Linked DNA regions of Mus musculus: region 1 is linked to region 2. A link is a contact called in ENCODE Hi-C data. All regions are on one chromosome and are shown on one strand. Each heading gives the region's core, a stretch centred on a gene start or an enhancer-like site at or near the end of the contact. The rest is flanking DNA. Distances are from core to core; before and after follow the strand shown. Region 1 holds the start of Olfr1331 (olfactory receptor 1331). Region 2 holds the start of Olfr1335 (olfactory receptor 1335).

The links. A loop is a pair of places that touch in the nucleus more often than their neighbours do.
Region 1: a map of mouse trophoblast stem cell shows a loop between it and region 2 (1.9-fold over the local background). The contact joins the promoter of Olfr1331 here to the promoter of Olfr1335 in region 2. A Hi-C loop is called at or near these places in 4 of 37 maps with a recorded cell type or tissue (Patski, left cerebral cortex and mouse trophoblast stem cell).

What each region holds. Positions count from the first base shown.
Region 1 is chr4:118,865,135-118,870,706 of GRCm38, reverse strand. Olfr1331 (olfactory receptor 1331) reads right to left here and starts at 1,924. Exons shown (of 1, transcript NM_001011856.2): 1 at 971-1,924. The coding sequence starts at 1,924. The coding sequence ends at 971.
Region 2 is chr4:118,807,806-118,813,539 of GRCm38, reverse strand. It overlaps Olfr1335 (olfactory receptor 1335), which reads left to right and starts at 3,678. Exons shown (of 1, transcript NM_207703.1): 1 at 3,678-4,685. The coding sequence starts at 3,678. The coding sequence ends at 4,685.

The DNA of each region.
Region 1 (5,572 bases), core at 675-3,174, 59 kb before region 2:
CATCATTAGGGAAAGACTAGTTCACGCCTGTATCACAGAGGAATTAGCTGATTGGCCAGACAAGAGCGACTCTGGAGCTGATAGGAAAAGGATGCACACCACCTCCGTGTAGAAAAGGACCAAGATCAGCAGTCACAGGGGAGACGTGTCCTCGGATGCTGCATGTCACCTGCAGCAATAATTGGGACTTCTGCCATGAAATCTAGCTCCCTTAACTTCCATATGACCACATAATGCAGACTTCATCATGTTGGACCACAGACTCCATTGGATTTAGGCAGGAAGTTTGGTCTCTTGTCTGCACCCCTTCTGTTCCACACACCATTGCTTTAATTTTAATAATGAGAACCTGTGCTGCATTACTTAGCCTACAGCACATCAGCCTCTGCTGTGTCTATTACAGCATCACTAATGACATGTTTCCTGCTGGCTTACATGTATGCAGTTGCCAGTCAGAAAATACGGCAGGTTGCAAAACTGCTGCTAATTTTTCACTTGCCTGTATAGGAAGAGTACACACCAGTCCAGTGTCACATGACTTTCATTGCTTCTCTGTGGAAGTAAAGTAAATCCCAACATCTTGTTGTCAGGTTGGACCATGATGCTCTCCTTGCCAGAATAATGCGTGCACAGATGTGGGGATCACTATTGAGAAGCTTAGGTTTAAAGGCTGTATCCACTATTCCTTTGCTTCTGTTAATGATGGATGGATCTCAGCCTGACTACACAAGGAGACTTGCAATCTACCACTAATGAAAGTGAGCCCCAAGGGAGTCTTTGCATGCAGAATCAGTAATATTTATGTTTTCTGTTTAACTGTGGTATAGTCACCTATCAATACAGCATGCTGTCTTTCAGGAATGTTGTCCTAAGTTATATGTTGTATAAAATGCACAATTTTGCTCACATAAAACAAATGCACTGTTTCAGTATTAAGCAAAGAACATTTTATCCAATGTTTATCAAAGGATCACCATCCTGGTCCACTGGCACACCTGCCATAACCCATCACCTTGAGAAATGCCCTCTTGATGTCTTTGTTCCTCAGACTATAGACCACAGGGTTGAGCAATGGTGTAAAAGCACTGTAAAAGAGTGAGATCTGCTTGTCTCTCTCAGGGGAGTAACTGGAGTTGGGCCTCAAGTAAGTGTAAGTGGCTGGAGCATAGAAGAATGTGACCACAGTCAGGTGGGAGGCACATGTAGAGAAAGCCTTGCAGCGGCCCTCTGTGGACTTGATCTTGAGAATTGCCATGGCAATACGAATGTAGGAGGCCACAATGAGGGAGATTGGAGTAACGACCAAAAAGACACTCAAGACCAAGTCCACCATCTCAATGATGTGGGTATCCATGCAAGCCAAGCTACGCACTGAAGGACCTTCACACAAGTAGTGGTTGACCCTGTTGGGCCCACAATATGGCAGACTCATGGTGAAGAAAGTGTGCAATAAAGAGGAAAAGAAACCACAAATACAAGACCCTGCTGCCAACCGTATGCAGAGGCCCCAGTTGAGGATGACAGTATAGCTCAGTGGATAGCAAATGGCCACATAACGATCATAAGCCATGACAACAAAGAAGGTGCACTCAGTTATACCCAGGCCACCGAACATAAACATCTGCAGCCAGCAGCCAGTAAAGGAGATGGTTTGAGAGTGAGCAAGAAGATGCACCAACATCTGGGGCATGGTGGTGGTAACAAAGGTCATATCCAACAGGGAGAGGGTAGAGAGGAAGAAGTACATGGGAGTGTGCAGCTGTGTGTCCAGGCAGACCAGCATGATGATGAGCCCATTGCCCAGGACTGAGCTCAGGTAGATGAGAAGAAAGACAATGAAGAGGATGCTGTTGGTCGTGGGGTCACTGGAGAAGCCAATCAGGATGAACTCAGAAACCCAACTTTGGTTTTGCCCTGGAATCATCCAAAATGCAAGGTCTGTGAGAGGCTTCCAGCCATATATGTAACACCTGAAACAGTGCAGCCCAGAAGATTGGTATCTGCAGAGGCCAGAAGACTGGGGTGGTTATTCTGAGCTTACTGCTAAGTTTCTGTACACTCTTCTCAAGTTGCTTAACAACCCCTCAGTCTCTTCATCTGTAAAACGGGGCTGGTGATACTCATGTCTTGAGAGTACTGTGACTATTTAAAGTATCTCACATAACTCTGGAAACACCTCATAACGCATTGTATGTCCTGTGCTGCCTCATACACTCATTCTACTCTATTGTGTGCATTAATCTCTCACCCACTCAAGAACACATGCCTCAGAAGCCCCTAGACCTGAAGTGGTTATCCACCTTGTAGAGCCTGTGTCCTGTGTATAAGTGGTCTCTCTTCGCACCAAGGCACCTTTTTTCTGAATCAGCTGTGCAACCTGAGCCTTCATTACCAGAGGGACATAAGAGGCCCTAAGCTGCACCAAGAGCAGGAAAGATCTTCTGTAGCTGCTAAAGTTCTTCCTTGCTGTTCTTTAGTCTTTCTTCCCTGGTCTTGAGTCCTCCCTGGTCTTGAAAGGTAGCAGACATGTCATGACTGGCAGTGTTCAATTATGTGGTCTCACTGGACCCAGCATGACGAGTGCCACATTGTCCCCATTACCTGCACAGCAACTGTAGTCCTAGCACTTCCAACCTGCACTGCCTATAGCTCTGCGTCAGCTGTGTCTACAGTCCAGCCCTGAACAGGCAATGTCTTCCCTGCATGGTGTCCTCTTCATGCAAACTCTGTCAGGTGGTTGCACTAATAGACTGCACATGCTTTATGCAACAGCCTCTTCATTAGAGTTTGACTCTCTGTTCAGATTACACAGGCTCTATATGGTGCTGACACATCTGTCATCCCAGCACATGAAGATGTAGAGGAAGAACATTCAGTCCTAGGCCACATAATGGGTTTGAAGCTAACCTGAGTTACATGAGGCACTATAAATAGCTAATTTATAACACTAAAAATAAATCAGTGAGGGATGAGAACATGGCTCATCAGGAAAGTTGGCCTGAGGCCAAGCCCAATGGCCCCAGTGCAATCTGTGAAGCCACAAGGTAGAAGGAGAAGATTGATTCCCTCCTGTGCTGGGGGACAGTGCCAGCATGCAAGACACACACACACACACACACACACACACACACACACACACACACCCCACACCCCACACCATTTTCAAAACAAAAAGTCAATAACAAAAACCAAAAACACCAGAACAGAACAGAACAGAACAGAACAGAACAGAAAAAATTCAGACACAGACCCCCACAACAGTCAAATGGTTTTTGATGGAAGGCATTCTACAGTGGCCAGGAGCTACCATAGTATCTCCAATAGATGCTGGTGGATTGTGTGTGTATTCATTGATGAAAACTCTCCTTTCTGTATCACATCCTCCTCCCTCTGCACACACAAGACTCAATTCCAGGTCTACCACTGGTTTAAAATACGGTTATAAAACAACCAAATTTTAGAATCAAAACCAATGGAGTATTTTTATCTTTAGTGGGTAAAGATTCTTTTAAGAAGGCAATATAAAATAGTTTCCCCAGACAAAAAAAGCAATAAATCAGACAGTATCAAAAAAGAATTACTCCAAAGATTCTTACAAGGAATTATTTGTAGAGGAGCCTTACAAAAAAACAGACTTCCCAATAGAAAAAGGAATAAATAAATAAATATAAATTAATTAATGTAAAGGATATTTCTGCAATGTGGCTATCTCAATAAGCACTGAGAAGCTGTGAGACCACAGTGTAAACAGCCACACAGGCTCCTGTCATCCCTGAGGCTCCCTACACCACTCACCTACCACAATGACAATAGTAAACCCCAATGCTCTACTCACTGAAGACTCCAATCACAACACACAGCTGTCTTCTCCATTCCTCTCTCTCCACTCTCAAGTCTCTATGCAAAAGCTCCGGATATCCTGGACACCTCTGCTTCTCTCAAACTGCAAGGCACGCACCTAGCACCTCACTATAGAGTGGGGACCAACACCTGCCCAGTGATGCCCACACAGCAGGACTCAGCTTGGCCAGGAAGCCTTGCCTGCTGTGCTGCCACCTCCCAGACCCAACTCAGGTAGGATAAATCCTGTAGTTCTTGTTCATTAGCCAGATAAAATCTGAAGACTTCTAGAGGGGTTTTCCTTCTTCTCCTAGTAACTGAATTCCCAGACAAGTAAGAACAAACTATCTATGGTAGAGTGTAGCAGCATGTGTGTTCCCCTACCTTTGTAATTAAAAAAAAACCTAATATTTTTGGGTAATTTGTATATGCCAGCCATTCTTCTACTAGCTTTAGGCTAACATAACATCAATTCACTGGAGGAAGGATTTTACTCATGTGCTATATGTAGAAATCTAAGGTCCAGAGAGGACAGTTTGTTCCAGATTACAAGGTCGCCATGGGAGAAATTGGAGTTCGGATGGTCCAGCCTCAGAGCCTGACTCTTTTAGTCATTACCTTCTCTGCTCTGGCAAATGGGCTCTCAAGTGGGCGGTGAAGGTAAAGTCTTCACAGTGTCCATCTAGTTGAGCACAGACCAGAGCTCCTAGGACAGAGGTGGATGACTAGCCACAGACCAGCTCTCCTGGGGAGATTTCCCTAGTGTATGCCTGTGTGAAGATCTGGTGGATGCATTGAAAGGCAGAATGAAACAATGGGAAGGGATTTGGTAAACTCTAAGTATTTTGGAGCTAAGTAAGTTTTGATTAAAACTCTTCTTCTTCTTCTTCTTCTTCTTCTTCTTCTTCTTCTTCTTCTTCTTCTTCTTCTTCTTCTTCTTCTTCTTCTTCTTCTTCTTTCTTCTTCTCCGTCTCCTTATTTCTCATCCTTGTCATCATCATCTCCTCCTCCTCCTCTTCTCTCTCTCTCTCTCTCTCTCTCTCTCTCTCTCTCTCTCTCTCTCTCTTTCTATGTATGTATGTAACAGAGAGAGTCAGAGACACAAACAGAGACAAAGAAAGACAGAGACTCAGAAAGGCAGAGACTCAGAAATAGGAAGAGACACAAAGAAACAGCCACACACACAGAGACTGCACGACTCAATGACTAGCTGACTGACAAAAGTACAGAAAAAGAGAGACAGATACAGACAGAGACATAAATAGATAGAGACAGAGGAAAATAATTTGGTCAAAGTCTTTATTGACTTGCCTGTCATACAAGTCTGTGTCTTCCTTTATAATATTCAACTATGCCTAGTGATACAGATCATCAGTCACAGCATTTTGAAAGCAAAGACAGCCAGATTATGAATTCTAGACCCAAAATTGGGCTATCTGGCAATACTCAGTCTCAGAAAGAAAAAAAAAACAACATACATTCCTACCTCTAGAGTGCTGAAAATGAGAATCTGAAGTGTAGCATCACCTACAGAGCAAGACAACCAGCTCGAGCAGCCTGAGATCCATCCCACAGTCAAAACCAAAGTGCCACAAGTGCACATCCTGTTATCCCCCTGCACGTTGGAAGGCTGTTTCTAAGAGACCTTCACTGTTCTCATGGCTAAGGCTTCAGCCTCACATATGATCCTTGAGCTCAGAACAATATTGTATCTTTATATCTAGTACCGACG
Region 2 (5,734 bases), core at 2,429-4,928:
ATGTAAGTCTGCTGCAGCATAACCTGACCTCAAACTCATGACATAGTACAGAATTTCTTTAGACTACTGATCCTAAGTCTTCCAGATGCTGGCTTTGTAGGTTGGGGCTACCATGTGTACCATCATCTAGTCTGGACCTCAATCCTTATGCCTTCATTTGCAGTATTGTGCTAATAGATTTGTCCCAGAAGCCCTGGTGGAACACTGTAAGCTAAATCTGAGGCTACTCAGCTGGGAAAATATAAAGTACAATATATAAAGTATTGTCGATGACTAAATGATCTTCCCATGCTGCAGCAACCCCACCTCAGATACTCTTCCCTTGGATTCTTCTACTTTCAATACACTCCAGGGCCTCCCACACTCAAACAAGAGGGAAATCTCTAGGAGAGCTCGTCTGTAGGTAGCCAACAATCTCTGTCCTAGGAGCTCTGGTCTGTGTTGAATCAAATGAGCACAACTAGAGGACACTGAGGGCTGCAATTTTCACGTCCTAATTGGAGCCTGTGTGCCAGAGCAGAGAAGGCAGTGACTGAGAGCCAGACTCTAAGGCCGGACCACCTAACCCCCCACTTCTCTCAGGTCAATATTGTAATCTGGAGCAAACTCTCCTTTCCAGTCCTTAGGTTTCTTTCCACTTATAACATACAAATAATAACACTTATTTCAATGTGTTGTGATGTTAGCCTAAAGTTAGGGAAACTATTGTTGGTATATAGAAATTATTCAAAATTAATATCAGTTATTTTTATTATTGCAAAGGCTAGGAAATCATCCAATCAGTCACACCCGACTGTAAACAATTCTTTATTAGTAGTCTGGGAACTTGGCCAATAGGAGAGGAAGAAAGACTCGTCTAGGATTCTTCAGACTGTAACCAGCCAATGAAGAGGAAATACAGGATTCATCCTACTTGGGTTAGGGGTGGAAGGTGGTAGCACAGAAGGGAAGGCTTCCTGGCAGAGCTGTGGCCTAAGGTGGGAGAGAGGCAAAGATGTACAGGACACACAGAGTCCTTACATGGAGATTTGTGCCTGGAGACAGGGGAGGTGGAGGAGACAGCTGCATCCTGAGGCTTAGTCTTCACAGAGCAGGCAGGTTAGGAATGAGCAGCATGTCTGCCTCAAATGATGGGGCTTCAGAACTGTTAGAAGGCTTTCAGCTGGGGCCACATTGGACCAGCTTGAAAATTCTTGAATAACCCTGTAGCAGTCTCATGAGTAATGAGTTGAGGCAGATGGATGCCCAGCCCTGAGAGAGGAAAGTGGACACAAAATCCTGCCCCTAAACAAGAACTTATTTATAATTGATACCCACTAGGAATGAGGAGGATATTTTTCTCCAGGAGAGTCTCACTGTGTATATCAGTCACACCCCAAGGTAAGCCACATCCTTAGGAGAAGCTGGCCAACCAGAAAGTGACTCCACGGCATTGCTTTTGTTTTGTTTGCTTGCTGGTTTCTTTCTTGTAGGTATTGTTTGTTGTTGTAGGTTTTGGTTGTTTTTTAGATTTTGTTGTTTCTTTTTTATCTTTTGTTTTGAAAGAGAATTTGGGAGGAGAAAGAACACGAAGCTGAGTGTGGAGGATCTGGGAGAAGTGGGGGAGGGGAAGAATATGGTTAAAGTGTATTGTACAAAAAAAAGTTGTTAAGATATGTTTTAGACTTATTTTTTTAAACGAATACACTGTCACTGTCTTCAGACATACTAGAAGGCAGTATCAGATCCCATTATAAATGGCTGTGAGACACCATGTGGTTGCTGGGAATTGAATTCAGGACCTCTGGAAGAACAGTCAGTGCTCCTCACTGCTGAACCATCTCTCCAGCCCCTGAAAAATTATTTGAATTAAAAAAAAGAAAAACAGCATTGAGGAAGGATAATTTAGAGGTAAGAGTCACATGGAAACAGATACAAAAATACCAGAGGAGAAGATGGCCTCCTGACCTGGGTGAAAAAAAGGACAGCTGTGATGGTGATGAGCAGTGACTGGTCAGGAGAAAGGATCAGGACACAGAAAGTGAAGGCTGGGGATGGCTTCAAGTCTCTTTCATGTTTCTACTCCCATCAAAAGCAACGCCTGCCTTAAGCACTGTCTTTCTCATCAGCATATGAGTGGAGTCCTACTTCAGACTATTTAGAGTAGTGTTTGGAAATCTCCTTAACATGTCTTTCCTTGATCATACATTTGTATATGGCTATGTGCTTACATATTGTTTCAGAATTATACTTAATATTGGTATCGTTGGACAATGCATTGAGTGTGCTTAACCTTAGGGAGCACATCCAAACACCACTAAAGGGATTACTTTAATTTTCTCCACTGTTGGATCTAGTTACCCTTGTTGATACTAGACACGTGTTACTGCAGCCATGCTGGTAGGTGCGTGGGGATGTGAGCTTGAGAAGCAGAGGTGGGCGTGGCTCTGTGGTGTCCTCTGCAATGTCCAGATGAGTGATGGAGCTGAGAACCTCTTACCCTCATCAGTGCCCAATAGACAGCTGCCTCCGTGAAATGCCTTCAATAGTGTTCTCTGTTCTCCTGGAGCATCCGAAGTTCTGTTTCTTTAAGTCTTTCTACAAATATTTTGAGTTCTTCGTTTTTGGTTTTATTGCTTACCATTATTTTTTCCCTCCATGGAAAGTTCTCTTAAAGAAATTTTACCTTCTCATACCCTAAAATGATACGTATATTTATCAGGTTTGATTCTAAACATTTAATTTTTTTAGAATTACCACTCAAATCTACGGTATGTCCAGAATTGACTTTTTGTGGGTAAAGGGATATGGAAGTTAAAAAGGAAGAAAGAATTTTCCTGCTTGAATAATGTCAGGATCCACCAGCATTCCCTGAGAAGACTACAATGTCTGCAGCATATTTCATGCAAACATATCTATCCTTACTATTATGTCTGTATGTGTGGGGGCCTGTGTCTAATTCACACAGGTACTTTTTGCTTCATCTGTTAGTTTGCTCTTTTTTGCATATGTTTGGTGTGTATGTGTGTGTGGTTGGCTGTGTGTGTGTGCATATGTGTATGCAAAAGTGTGCATGTGTGTGTCTGTGTAAGTGTGTGTGAGTGTGTTTGGAGTCTGACATGGGATTCTTCCTCAATTGCTCTCACCTTATTCATTGAGGTAGAATCTCTCAGTTGAACCCAGTGCACATCATTTCAGTGTCACTAGGGCACTCACTCAGGGATCCCCTTTCTTTGCCTTCCCAGAGACAGATCGAGTGTGTGAGACAACATGTGACCTGTCATGTGTTGTGTGGTGTTTCCAGGAGTTACATGAGATGCTTCAGATATTCCTCATAATCCCAAGTCATGACTGTAATCAGCTTCATTAGATAGCTGAAGAGACTGCGCCACTGGGAGCTTCAGTAACGTGAGAAGAGTGTACAGGAACTGATCACAGAGCTTAGAAGCCACATTGCAATCTTTATTTATTTTTGAATAAAAACTATTGTGCTTCATTTTATGTATATGGATTTTGCGTATATGCATGCTTATGCACCAAGTGTGTGTCTGGACTGCGGAGGTAAGAGCTGGGCATCAGGCTCCTGAGAAGTGGACCTAGATAGCTTTGAGCTGTCTGGTACCCTGGAACAGCATCAGTGCTTCATGTTTGAACCATCTCCTCAGCCTATATCTCCCCTTTCTGCCTCTACTGCTGCCATGTGTCAGACAACACATAGAATAATGGATTCTCTTACAGTCTCTACCATGTGGAGGATGTCAGGACAAAACCAAAGTTGGGTTTCTGAGTTCATCCTGCTTGGCTTCTCCAGTGATTCCACAACCAACAGCATCCTCTTCATTGTCTTCCTTCTCATCTACCTGAGCTCAGTCCTGGGCAACGGGCTCATCATCATGCTGGTATGCCTGGACACACAGCTGCACACTCCCATGTACTTCTTCCTCTCTACCCTCTCCCTGTTGGATATGGGCTATGTCACCACCACCATGCCCCAGATGTTGGTGCATCTTCTTGCTCACTCTCAGACCATCTCCTTTGCTAGCTGCTGGCTGCAGATGTACGTGTTTGGTGCCCTGGGTATGACAGAGAGCATCCTCTTTGTTGTCATGGCTTATGACCGGTATGTGGCCATTTGCTATCCACTGCGCTATACTGTTATCCTCAACTGGGACCTGTGCATACGTTTGGCAGCAGGGACTTGGATCTGTGGTTTCTTTTCCTCTTTATTGAATACTTTCTTCACCATGAGTCTGCCATATTGTGGGCCCAACAGGGTCAACCACTACTTGTGTGAAGGTCCTTCAGTGCGTAGCTTGGCTTGCATGGATACTCACTTTGTAGAGATGGTGGACTTGGTCTTGAGTGTTTTTGTAGTTGTTACTCCAATTTCCCTCATTGTGGCTTCCTACATTCATATTGCCAAGGCAATTCTCAAGATTAAGTCCACCCAGGGGCGCTGCAAGGCTTTCTCTACCTGTGCCTCCCACCTGACTGTGGTTACACTCTTCTATCTTCCTGCTACTTACATCTACATGAGACCCAACTCCAGCAGCTCTTCTGAAAGAGACAAGCAGATCTCACTCTTTTATACTGCTTTTACACCATTGCTCAACCCTGTGGTCTACAGTCTGAGAAACAAGGACATCAAGAGGGCATTTCTCAAGGTGATGTTTTATGGCAGGTGGACCCGTGGACCACAATGGTGAATCCTTAGATAAACTTTGGATAAAATGGTCTTTGTTTAAAAAGAGTCAGTGCCTTTGCTTTTTTTTTTCCTTCAATCTTTTATTAGATATTTTCTTCATTTACGTTTCATTCTATCCCGAAAGTCCCCTATAACCTCCCCCAGCCCTGCTCCCCTACTCATCCACTCCCACTTCTTAGCCCTGGCATTCCCCTGTACTGGGGCATATAAAGTTTGCAAGATCAAGGGGTCTCTCTTCCCAAAGATGGCCAACTAGGCCATTTTCTGCTAGATATGTAGCTAGAGACACGAGCTCTGGGGTTACTGGTTAGTTCATATTGTTGTTCCACCTATAGGGTTGCAGACCCCTTCAGCTCCTTGGGTACTTTCTCTAGCTCCTACATTGGGGGCCCTGTGTTCCATCCAATAGATGACTGTGAGCATCTACTTCTGTATTTGCCAGGCACTGGCATAGGCTCACATGAAACAGATATATCAGGGTCCATTCAGCAAAATCTTGCTGGCGTATGCAATAGTGTTTGTGTTTGATGACTGATTATAGGATGTATTCCCAGGTGGGGCAGTCTCTGGATGGTCTATCCTTTCATCTTAACTCCAAACTTTGTCTCTGTAACTCCTTCCATGGGTATTTTGTTCCCTATTCTAAGGAGGAATGAAGTATCCACATGTTGGTCTTCCTTCTTCCTGATTTTCTTGTGTTTTGCAAATTGTATCTTGGGTATTCTAAGTTCCTTGGCTAATATCCACTTAACACTGAGTGCATATCAAGTGACTTCTTTTGTGATTGGATTACCTCATTCAGGATGATATCCTCCAGATATATCCACTTGCCCAAGAGTTTCATAAATGCATTGTTTTTAATAGCTGAGTAGTACTCCATTGTGTAAATGTATCACATTTTCTGTATCCATTTCTCTGCTGAGGGACATGTGGGTTCTTTCCAGCTCCTGGCTATTATAAATAAGGCAGCTATGAACATAGTAGAGCATGTATCGTTATTACAAGTTGGAGCATCTTCTGGGCATATGCCCAGGAAAGGTATTGCTGGAT